Linked DNA regions of Homo sapiens: region 2 is linked to region 1. The links are chromatin loops, found by intact Hi-C in ENCODE. Cell type or tissue: mammary epithelial cell. All regions are shown on one strand. Links, peaks and the distances in the headings refer to the core of each region. The heading gives the core; the rest is flanking DNA.

Region 1 (5,374 bases), core at 308-5,307:
GCTTAAGGTGCTGCTGTAGAAGCTCCAGACTTTGAACTTGGCATTCTTCCAGTGATGGCAGTGGCTGCTGCCATCACGTCGGCTGCAGCAGGGAGGAGCAGCTGGGGCTGCACACTCCATGGAGCGGGTGGGAGCCACGCCCTTTCTGAGTTGGGGTGGGAGCTCCCTCGGTGCCGCTGCCCCTGCCCGAATTGTGGCTGCAGACCCAGGCCTCCTGCTCTATGGAGCAGGCAGAAGACCTGCCCTCCTGGGTGGGGCTATAGCCACCCAAACTGCAGCTATGGATCGGAGCCTCCCAGTGATCTTGGGTGGGGGCCGGAAACAGGCAGGATCTGCCCTCCTGGGTGCAGCTGCAGCAGCCAGACCCGAGGCTGCAGACCTGGGCCTCCTGTTTCATGGAGCAGGAGCCGGGACAAGCAGGAGCCCAGCCCATTTCCGAGTTGATGGGGCTGGAGCTCCCGCTCTCCTAGGCGCAGGAGGACCCTGGCATCCCTGCAGCCTGTACCTTGGGGGCCCCAGGAAAAACCCTCCCTTCTCCTTTCCCAGTGTCTGCTGGGATATCTGAGTGGGGTTGGGGCCGAGCCCTGGGCCTTGAATGGCAGCGAGAGGCAGAGTCCTGGGTGGAAGGGGGCAGCCCGCATTAAGGCCCCACCTTCAGGCTGGGAAGGGCCTGAAGGCTTGGATCTGGGCTGCCAGTCCTGTGGATGGGAGTGGGGACTCGTGGTGCCTCTTCTGGACCACCCATGGCTGCCCATGGACCAATAGGCACACACTTCCTCCCCTCTGAGGTCCATAAAAGCCCTGGGCTCAGCCAGAGCAGGGCAGAGGATGGCCAGAGGAACAAAGAGGGGAGAGAAAGAGAGGATGGGACGACCAGCTGTAGAGAGGAGCTATTCTCTCTGCTGATAGCTGCAGATGATGGGATGACCAGTTGCAGAGAGGAGTTATCCTCTCTGCTGAGAGCTGCAGAGACGACTTGCTGGCAGAGAGGAGCCGTCATCTCCAGGGCCTCCTCTCTGGGGGAGAGCTGCAGAGCTGCAGACATCAGGATGACCAGTTGCAGAGAGGAGCTATCCTCTCCAGGGCCACCTCTCTGCTGAGAACTGAAAACTCCATAGATGACCTGCCTACAGAGAGGAGCTACCCACTGCAGGTCTCCTCTGAGCTGTTGTAACACTCAGTAAAGCTCATTTTTGTCTTGTTCACCCTTCACTTGTCTGCATACTTCATTCTTCCTGGATTCAGGACAAGAGCTTGGGCAAAGGTGCTGTGGCCACAGAGGTTTCTGGCCAGAAAATTGACACCCCAAAGATCCCATAACACCAGGACATGACTTCTGATGTTTCTTCTGATCCTTGCACATTTTCATTCCTCAGGAAGGAGGCACCTGTCCCCTTACTCTGACCTGAAGCCTTGTAAGATTATCAGCATGCAGCCGGGCGCAGTGGCTCATGCCTGTAATCCTAGCACTTTGGGAGGCCAAGGCGGGCAGATCACGAGGTCAAGAGATCGAGACCATCCTGGCCAACATGGTGAAATCCCGTCTCTACTAAAAATACAGATGGGCGTGGTGGCACGTGCCTGTAGTCCCAGCTACTCAGGAGGTTGAGGCAGGAAGATCACTTGAACCTGGGAAGCAGAGGTTGCAGTGAGCCGAGATTGCACCACTGCACTCCAGCCTGGCAACAGAGCGAGACTCTGTATCAAAAAAAAAAAAAAAAAAAAAAGATTATCAGCGTGACTGTTCCTCACTCAAGTTCCCACCAATGTGGGAGAACCAGACATCCTGATTCTGAATTATTTTTGCCCACGTTATTTCCCAGGACTGAGTTGAGTAGTTACAGGCAGATGTTTAGGCATTGGGTCACATGGATGTGGAATGTTATGCTACCTTTGACTTATTCTGTTTATTTATTTAAGTACATAGAATTGGATTAATTATAGTCCTTGCTTCATAAAATATTATTGTCATTGTTTCATGAATGGCCTTCTTATTTTATTTGCTTATTTATGCTTTTAGAATATAATGGATGCTACTCATTCGAGAACTAAAATATTACCAATAATTTATATCTACCTATATATATATTTTTTTCTATTTTTTTTTAACTTCTCCTTTCACTGATGACAGTCCTTTGCAGCTATGGGGTGGATATCTTTACTTAAATATAATCCAGTTTACATAAAAAAACCTTCAGGCATCAAACTTCCAGGTGCAGCCATTCATAAAGACAGTTTCATGACTTATATAATGGAGAACTAAAGACCTGGTGTGGGATTTCCACTAGACAGAGGTGTCATTGAGAATCGGAACAGTTGCTGGGTGTGATGGCTCATGCCTATAATCCCAGCACTTTGGGAGGCTGAGGTGAGAGGATTACTTGAGCCCAGGAGCTGGAGACCAGCCTGGGCAACATGGTGAGACCTCCATCTCTATAAAAAAAACAACAAAAAGAATTGGAACAGTTATTATTTTGACCTTACTTGGTAGGGGCACATTGGTGTGGCATTGCAAGAATGCTGCCTAATGCATCGGCACTCATAAAAGACAAAGACAGTAAAAGCTGGCTTGTGTGTTTACTTTTATAAATCGGAGTTATTTAAGGGTCAGAAATGCTTTGAACGTTTACAAATTAGAACTATATTTCTCCTGTAATACAATGCAGAGGAAGTATGATTCATATAAATCTTCCTTTATGTTTCATATTGGCCCTGGATTACCTGCTGGTTAATTCGCTTTTAGTCTGAACAATAAATTCAAATAAAGACTTTCTTTTTCTTGAAATTATGTTTCTGACCATGTAAGACAAATTAGTAAAGGAGCCCTTTAGTTTAGTGATTTAGTGGTTTGTTGATCTAGACCAGCTGAGGAATTTTTTTCCCCTACACCTGGCTGTAGTCTTAGGTTCTTGCCTGAGCTTGCCTGGGTCTGGAAAGAAAATTCTGCCTTGCTCTACAAAGCATTTCTCCATATTGTTGCTCCTCCAGGAAAGGCAACTTTCTAGTTTAGGAGATTTCACTCAGGCTAGAGCTTTTCTTGAACGTAACAATTACCTGACAATGTCTGCAGAATTAGAGCTGAATTCTGTCCTTGGCAAAGCAGGTAATTATAAATAATTTGGGAAGGAAAAGACCATGATCGTTATTAATAGCATTTTCTCTTTATATCTTCAAGAAGTGCAGTTATTAATAATTGAGATTTCCTCCTTTGATTGACGTCTGTAAAAACATCTATTCAGTGAGGTTTAGTCTTTAACGTCGCTGCAAAGAGTGTCCCTGCTCAGCTCAGTCAATTAGCACCACCTAGTGTATCACATGTGCAGAAACTCAAGACCAACTCCAGTACAAAACATCCAAAAAAGTTCTTTGGACCTTTGGGGAAGTTATAAATATGGTCATCTAGGACATATTCCTTTGCGAATCATAATTGCAACATCAATATTTTTTATAAAGATGAAAACAATGAAAATAAGAGCATATGTCAAAGAAAAGAATAAATGAGCACCAAAATTATGTGAGAGGATATGTGTGGGGAGCCTGAGAATGGGTATCAGCACTTGTTGGATGCCTACTGTGTACCAGGCTGCATGCTTTGCTTAAATTTTTTTGAAAGGGAGGGAGTAGAGAGTTGGGTTTTTAAATTTTAATTTCACCAACATTTTCTTTTGGTGCAGATGAATGATAAAATGGGCTGATATTTCGTGACTCCAGGTTTTTTTTTCAGAACCTGCTAAGTCACTGTTGAAGGTAATTCTACTTCTACATACATCTCTTGCACAGCTAGTGAACAGAGGCACTGACAGCCCTTTGTTCCAGACAACCTTTCCAAGGATGTTTTATAGTGAAAAGTCTTGGAAAAAAGAGATAGTGTCTTCCTCCAGAGTAGAGCTTTGCTTTTGTTCAGTATGTCTCTCTCTGGAGCAAAGGTTAAGCAGGTTTGCTTGCAGCCCATTATAAGATTTGGGTTTCCTAAGCTTGAGATTACTCAACTGTGATAGAAACCCATAGTGTATACAGCACCAACCTGGGAATCTCTACTTTGCCCCTGTGTGACCTGATGGGCAAGGGAAACTGATGCAAGCATGAAGTTCATGCTGCTTCCTGTGGCTTAGGTAATAAAATCCTTTTCCCTGATCCAGGAATCTTGCATCTTCTAACAGCATCCATAAAACAAGTTAGCTTGCCAGTAGGGTAAAGCCTCAGACACTTGCATTTCTTGACAGTTACCATCCCAATTGCCAGACACCTGGTTCCCACAGTCATGTAGCACCCGCCCTTCCCTATCTTGCAGAAGGAGGGCATCCCGGTTGACCATGCCATTGTTCTGACCACAGTCCTGTTCCGTTAAACAAAACCAGATACTAAATAATCCAAATATTAAAAAACTGAACCAGCAGATGATTAGGCACATAATACATAACATTTACATTATGCATCAACTAACAAGCAAAATAACCAGCTAACATCATAATGACAGGATCAAATTCACACATAACAATATTAACCTTAAATGTAAATGGGCTAAATCCTCCAATTAAAAGACATAGACTGGCAAATTGGATAAAGAGTCAAGAACCATCAGTGTGCTGTATTCAGGAAACCCATCTCACGTGCAGAGACACACATAGGCTCAAAATAAAGGGATGCAGGAATATATACCAAGCAAACAAAAAGGCAGGGGTTGCTATCCTAGTCTCTGATAAAACAGACTTTAAACCAACAAAGATCAAAAGAGACAAAGAAGACCATTACATAATGGTAAAGATATCAATTCAACAAGAAGCGCTAACTATCCTAAATATATATGCATCCAATACAGGAACACCCAGATTCATAAAGCAAGTTCTTAGAGACTTACAAATAGACATAGACTCCCATGCAATAATAATGGGAGACTTTAACACCCCACTGTCAACATTAGACAGATCAATGAGACAAAAAGTTAACAAGGATATCCAGGAATTGAATTCAGCTCTGCACCAAGAAGATCTAATAGACATCTACACAATTCTCCACCCCAAATCAACAGAATATACATTCTTCTCAGCACCACACCGCACCTATTCCAAAATTGACCACATAGTTGGAAGTAAAGCACTCCTCAGCAAAAGTAAAAGAGCAGAAATTATAACAAACTGTATCTCAGACCACAGTGCAATCAAACTAGAACTCAGGATTAAGAAACTCACTCAAAACCACTCAACTACATGGAAACTGAACAACCTGCTCCTGAATGACTACTGGGTACATAACAAAATGAAGGCAGAAATAAAGATGTTCTTTGAAACCAATGAGAACAAAGACACAACATACCAGAATCTCTGGGACACATTTAAAGCAGTGTGTAGAGGGAAATTTATAGCACTAAATGCCC
Region 2 (5,374 bases), core at 214-5,213, 600 kb before region 1:
ATTTATTTAGAGACAGAGTCTTGCTCTGTTGCCCAGGCTTGAGTACAGTGGTGCAGTCATGGCTTACTGTAGCCTGCAACTCCTAGGTTTAAGAGATCCTCCTGCCTCAGCCTCCTGAGTAGCTGAAACTATAGGTGTGAGCCATCATGCTGGCTAATTTTTAAAACTTTTGTAGAGACAGCATCTCACTATGTTGCCCAGGTAGGTCTCAAACTCCTGGCCTCAAGCAGTCCTCCTGATGGCCTCTCAAAGTGCTGGGATTACAGGCATGAGCCACCATGCCTGGCCATACATTTTATTTATTTATTTTAGAGACAGGATCTTGCTATATTGTCCATGATGGCGTCAAACTCCTGGGCTCAGGTGATCCTCCCATCTGTTTCTGAAGTAGCTGGGACTACAGGTGTGTGCCATTGTGTCTGGCTGTACTTAAATTTTTTTTTTTTTTGAGATGGAGTTTCGCTCTGTCACCCAAGCTGGAGTGCAGTGGCGTGATCTTGGCTCATTGCAACCTCTGCCTGCGGGGTTCAAGCGACTCTCTTGCCTCAGCCCCCCGGGAAGCTGGGATTACAGGTGGGCACCACCACACCTGGCTTATTTTTCTACTTTTAGAAGAGACGAGATTTCGCCATGTTGGTCAGGCTGGTCTTGAACTCCTGACCTCAGGTGATCCACCCGCCTAGGCCTCCCAAAGTGCTGGGATTACAGGCATGAGCCACCGTGCCCTGCCCCAACTCTCTCTCTCTTTCTCTCTTTCCCCTTCCTGCCTGCCTGCCTGCCTGCCTGCCTTCCTTCCTTCCTTCCTTCCTTCCTTCCTTCCTTCCTCCTTTCCTTTTTCTTTTTCTTTTTTTTCTTTTCTTTCTTTTTGAGACAGAGTCTCACTCTGTTGCTCAGGCTGGAGTGCAGTGGCTTGATCTCAGCTCACTGCAACCTCTGCTGCCCTGTTCAAGCGATTCTCCTGCCTCAGCCTCTTGGGTAGCTGGGGTTACAGGCTCCTGCCACCATGCCCGGCTAATTTTTGTATTTTCAGTAGAGACGGGGTTTCGCCATCTTGGCCAGGCTGGTCTGGAACTCCTGACCTCATGATCCACCTGCCTCGGCCTCCCAAAGTGCTGGGATTACAGGCGTGAGCCACCGCGCCCAGCCCTCTTTTTTTTTTTTTTTAATTTTTTTTTTTGAGGCGGAGCCTCCCTCTGTCGCCCAGGCTGAAGTGCAGTGGGATGGTCTTGGCTCACTGCAAGCTCCGCCTCCCAGGTTCAAGCACTTCTCCCGCCTCAGTCTCCCAAGTAGCTGGGGCTACAGGCGTGCATCACCATGCCTGGCTAATTTTTTATTTTTATTTTTATTTTTTTATTTTTAGTAGAGACAGGGTTTCACCGTGTTGGCCAGGCTGGTCTCGAACTCCTGACCTCAGGTGATCTACCCACCTCAGCCTCCCAAAGTACTGGGATTACAGGTGTGAGCCACCATGCCTGGCCAACTCTATTTCTTAATACTAACATTGCCTCTGTTCTGTGCTTTTCCTGCAGTCCATCTCCTGAGGCTCACTCAGCGACACATCTAGCCTTGGTCCTCCCAGGAAGGGGTGAGGTAGATAAGGTGGTGCTGGAGGAGGCAACTGCCCTTACAGTGGAGGGTACAGGGTAACAGCCCCTAACACTGCGGCAGGGTCAAAACCTGACCACCTGGTGGGGAAGGAGAGCAGTGGCCTTTCAAACACTGTGGTGTTGGGAGCTGTAGACTGGTTTCTTTGAAGCTCTTATTGGGCTTTAGGGATTGTCAGAACCTTACTGAAGATGACAAGATTTCCATTTCAGCATAAACTAGATTACATGTTGAGAATCTTGGATCAGAAAAAAAATGAAACATGAAGTGGGAAGAAGTGATGATTCTGCATGATCAGAGAGCTGGGAAGAACCAGTGATGAAAGTGCCTTGAGAAATGGAGCTTGAGGCTGGGCACGGTGGCTCACGCCTGTAATCCCAACACTCTGGGAGTCTGAGGCAGGAAGATTGCTTGAGCCCAGAAGTTTGAGACCAACCTGGGCAACATAGTGAGACCCCATCTCTTTAAACAAAACAAAAAAAAAGAACTTTACGGAAACCCAGTGGTCACATGGTCCTTTGTGTATAGCCCAGGGCACTGTCTAGTGTGTGAAGCCTTGAGCATCTCAGCTAGTAAGGTCCAGAGGTTGGGACTCAGACTGCCTTATTCTAAATTGGGCCAACAGATGTGCCAGGAGTAAATATGTTAGCCTTGTGGGCTCTTCTATCTCTGTTGCAGCTACTCAGCTCTGCTGTTAGAGCATAGAAATAGCAACAGACAATACATAAACGGTTGGGTGTGACAGTGTGCCGATAAAATGCTATTTTCAGAAACAGGCAGCAGGTGGGGTTTGGTCTATGGGCCATAGTTCTTTGACTCCATCTCTAAATTATGCTCTGTGAGAAACTGTCATCACAGGACTCTTGGGTTCAAGAAATATTAGGGCTGGACTTCGTCAAGGGAATGTGATCCTCTCTGAGTCAGGAGGAAGAGTGAAGAATGAAAGAGAAAAGTCTAAGGAAAGTGAGAAGAAGGGAGAAAGGGGGCAGTAAGACTGACAAGCATAGTCACCAGTAGTGGACCAAAAAAAAAGAAAAAGAAAAAGAAATCTAGGGGTCTTCTATAATTAGTGATGTAATATGCAGAAATCCTTTCCAACTTTAAAGAAAATACTGACTTTACATTTGTAAGGTATTAGTATTTTAGGCAATTCCAGTAGTCAACATGAACCTTGGTTTCTTTTTGTTTGTTTGTTTTTTGAGACAGAGTCTTGCTCTGTTGTCCAGGCTAGAGTGCAGTGGCATGATCTTGGCTCTGCAACCTCCACCTCCTGGGTTCAAGGGATCCTCCTGCCTCAGCCTCCCAAGTAGCTGGGATTACAGGTGCATGCCACCATGCCTGGCTAATTTCGTATTTTTAGTAGAGACAGGATTTCACCATGTTGGCCAGGCTGACCTCGAACTCCTGACCTCAAGTGATCCTCCCGCCTCGGCCTCCCAAAATGTTAGGATTACAGGCGTAAGCCACCATGCCTGGCCTCTTGCTGTTTTATTTTCATGTTTGGAAACTATTTTTTGGTCCACTAGGTGTCAGTGTAACATAGAATTTTCAAAAATTCAGCTTCAGGAGCCTTTTCAGCACCCATGAAGAGCTAAACTGCAAATTGTTTTCAGGGAGTAGATGTTCTCTCAATAATGCATGCTCTATTTGAAAAACAAATAATTTAATTTAATTAGCCTTCATCTCAATAACGACAGTTTTGTAAACCGTGCCAACAGACTTTTGTTAGCTTCTTATAAAATGCTTTGTTCATCAGGGTTCTTAGGGATGACAGAGTGTGTATGGAAACAAAAAACAGGCCCATGATTCAAACAAGATGCAGTATTTGTGCTTATAAATAGTTAAGAAAGATCATCTATTACCACAGTTTTCAAATTAGACCCCTTGGCAAATAGTCCTTCAACATGGTAAGGTCTGCAGTCTTTGTGGCTAGGAGTTGCTGGGAGACCCTACAGCACACACCTTTCTTTCTTTCTTTCTTTCTTTCTTTCTTTCTTTCTTTCTTTCTTTCTTTCTTTCTTTCTTTCTTTCTATCTCTTTCTTTCTTTTTTCTTTCTTTCTTTATCCTTCTTTTTCTGTCTGTCTTTCTTTCTTCTTTCTCTCTCCATTCCCTTCTCTCTGCCTTCCCTTCTCTCTCCCTTCTCTTCTCTCCCTTCCCTTCTCTCCCTTCTCTTCCCTTTCCCTTCCCTTCTCTTCCCTTTCCCTTCCCTCCTCTTCCCTTTCCCCTCCCTTCTCTCTCCCTTCCCTTCTCTCTCCCTGCCCTTCCCTTCCCTTCCCCTTCCCTTCCCTCCCCTCCCCTCTCTTTCTTTCCTTCCTTCTCTTTCTCTCCTTCCTTCCTTCCCTCCTTCCCTCCTTCCCTCCTTCCTTCCTTCCTTCCTTCTTTCTTCTGTAGCTCAGTATCTCCCTAGAGGCCCGCACACCACAGAGACCTGAGATCCCACCAGGACCATCTCAGGATTTAATTCCATCTTGCCTCCTTTGTGGGCCAGCAGGACAATGAAAGAATAAACCAGCACAGGAGGCCCAGATGGCACCAGCTGAAGAATTAGAGGTGGGGAATTGTTGCATTAGTTGCATGTGCCTAGTTTGTTCCTAATGTTCAGGCCTCTGGCTATCCTAGAATCAGACAGCATTAGATCTGTAAAGGAGGGCAGGTCATTACAACCTCTCTGGAAGGTGATTTGGTACCCAGTTATGAACTTTTTTCTTTTTGTTTTTGAGATGGAGTCTCACTTGTGTCGCCCAGGCTGGAGTGCAGTGGTGCGATCTTGGCCCACTGTAGCCTCTGCCTCTCAGGTTCAAGCAATTATCGTGCCTCAGTCTCCCGAGTAGCTGGCACTACAGGCGCCCGCCATGATGCCCGGCTACTTTTTGTATTTTTAGGGGTTTCACCATGTTGTCTAGGCTCGTCTTGAACTCCTGACCTCAGGTGATCTGCCCGTCTCAGCCTCCCAAAGTGCTGGGATTACAGGCGTGAGCCACTACGCCCAGCCCCCAGCCCCCAGTTACGAACTTTAATGCACCTTTTTTTTTTTTTTGAGACAGAGTCTCGCTCTTTTGCCCAGGCTGGAGTGCAGTAGCGTGATCTCGGCTCACTGCAAGCTCTGCCTCCCGGGTTCATGCCATTCTCCTGCCTCAGCCTCCCAGAGTAGCTGGGACTACAGGCGCCCACCACCGCACCCGGATAATTTTTTGTATTTTTAGTAGAGATAGGGTTTCACTGTGTTAGCCAGGATGGTCTCGATCTGACCTCGTGATCCGCCCACCTCGGCCTCCCAAAGTGCTGGGATTATAGGCCTGAGCCACCGCGCCCGGCCTAATGCACATATCTTTTAATAGCATTTCCACTTCAGGGAATTTATCCTACATATCGCAAAAACACCATGATATGAGACAAGAATACAGTTGACCCTTGGTATATGTGGGGGACTGCTTCTAGGTTCCCTCTCATAACCAGATTTCCAGGTGCTTAAGTTCCTGATATAAAACAGCACAGTATTTGCACATAACCTACACATGTCATCCCATATACGTTAAATCATCTCTAGATTACAACGTAAATGCTACGTCAGTAGTAGTTACGCTGTATTGTTTAGAGAATAATGGCAAGAGAAAGGTCTGTCTATGTTCAATACAGATACAACCATCCTCTTTTTTTTTTTTTTTTTTTAAGAGACGGAGTCTTGCTCTGTCGCCCAGGCTGGAGTGCAATGGTGCGATCTCGGCTCACTGCAGCCTCCACCTCCTGGGTTCAATCCATTCTCCTGCC

The links. A loop is a pair of places that touch in the nucleus more often than their neighbours do. Peaks named below come from ENCODE experiments on the same cell type or tissue, not always from the same donor. Only the 100,000 strongest peaks of a DNase experiment are listed, where the experiment ranks them.
Region 2: a loop joins it to region 1, with 6 times the contacts of the local background. A loop is called at or near these places in 24 of 110 quality-filtered maps.

The regions. Positions count from the first base shown.
Region 1 is chr18:22,811,755-22,817,128 of GRCh38, reverse strand. The region is part of intron 2 of RBBP8-AS1 (RBBP8 antisense RNA 1); the gene reads left to right. All of the region lies in intron 1 of LOC124904263 (a long non-coding RNA gene), which reads right to left. Among named protein-coding and RNA genes, the nearest start is that of RBBP8, 120 kb to the left of the region's middle. In mammary epithelial cell, for the core only: a CTCF peak has its summit at 3,304 (motif pointing left); a DNase peak (open chromatin) is centred at 2,908; H3K4me3 peaks cover 239 bases; H3K27ac peaks cover 1,150 bases.
Region 2 is chr18:23,409,747-23,415,120 of GRCh38, reverse strand. The region is part of intron 3 of SLC35D4 (solute carrier family 35 member D4); the gene reads left to right. Among named protein-coding and RNA genes, the nearest start is that of SLC35D4, 26 kb to the left of the region's middle. In mammary epithelial cell, for the core only: a CTCF peak has its summit at 3,122 (motif pointing right); no DNase peak of the experiment used is centred there.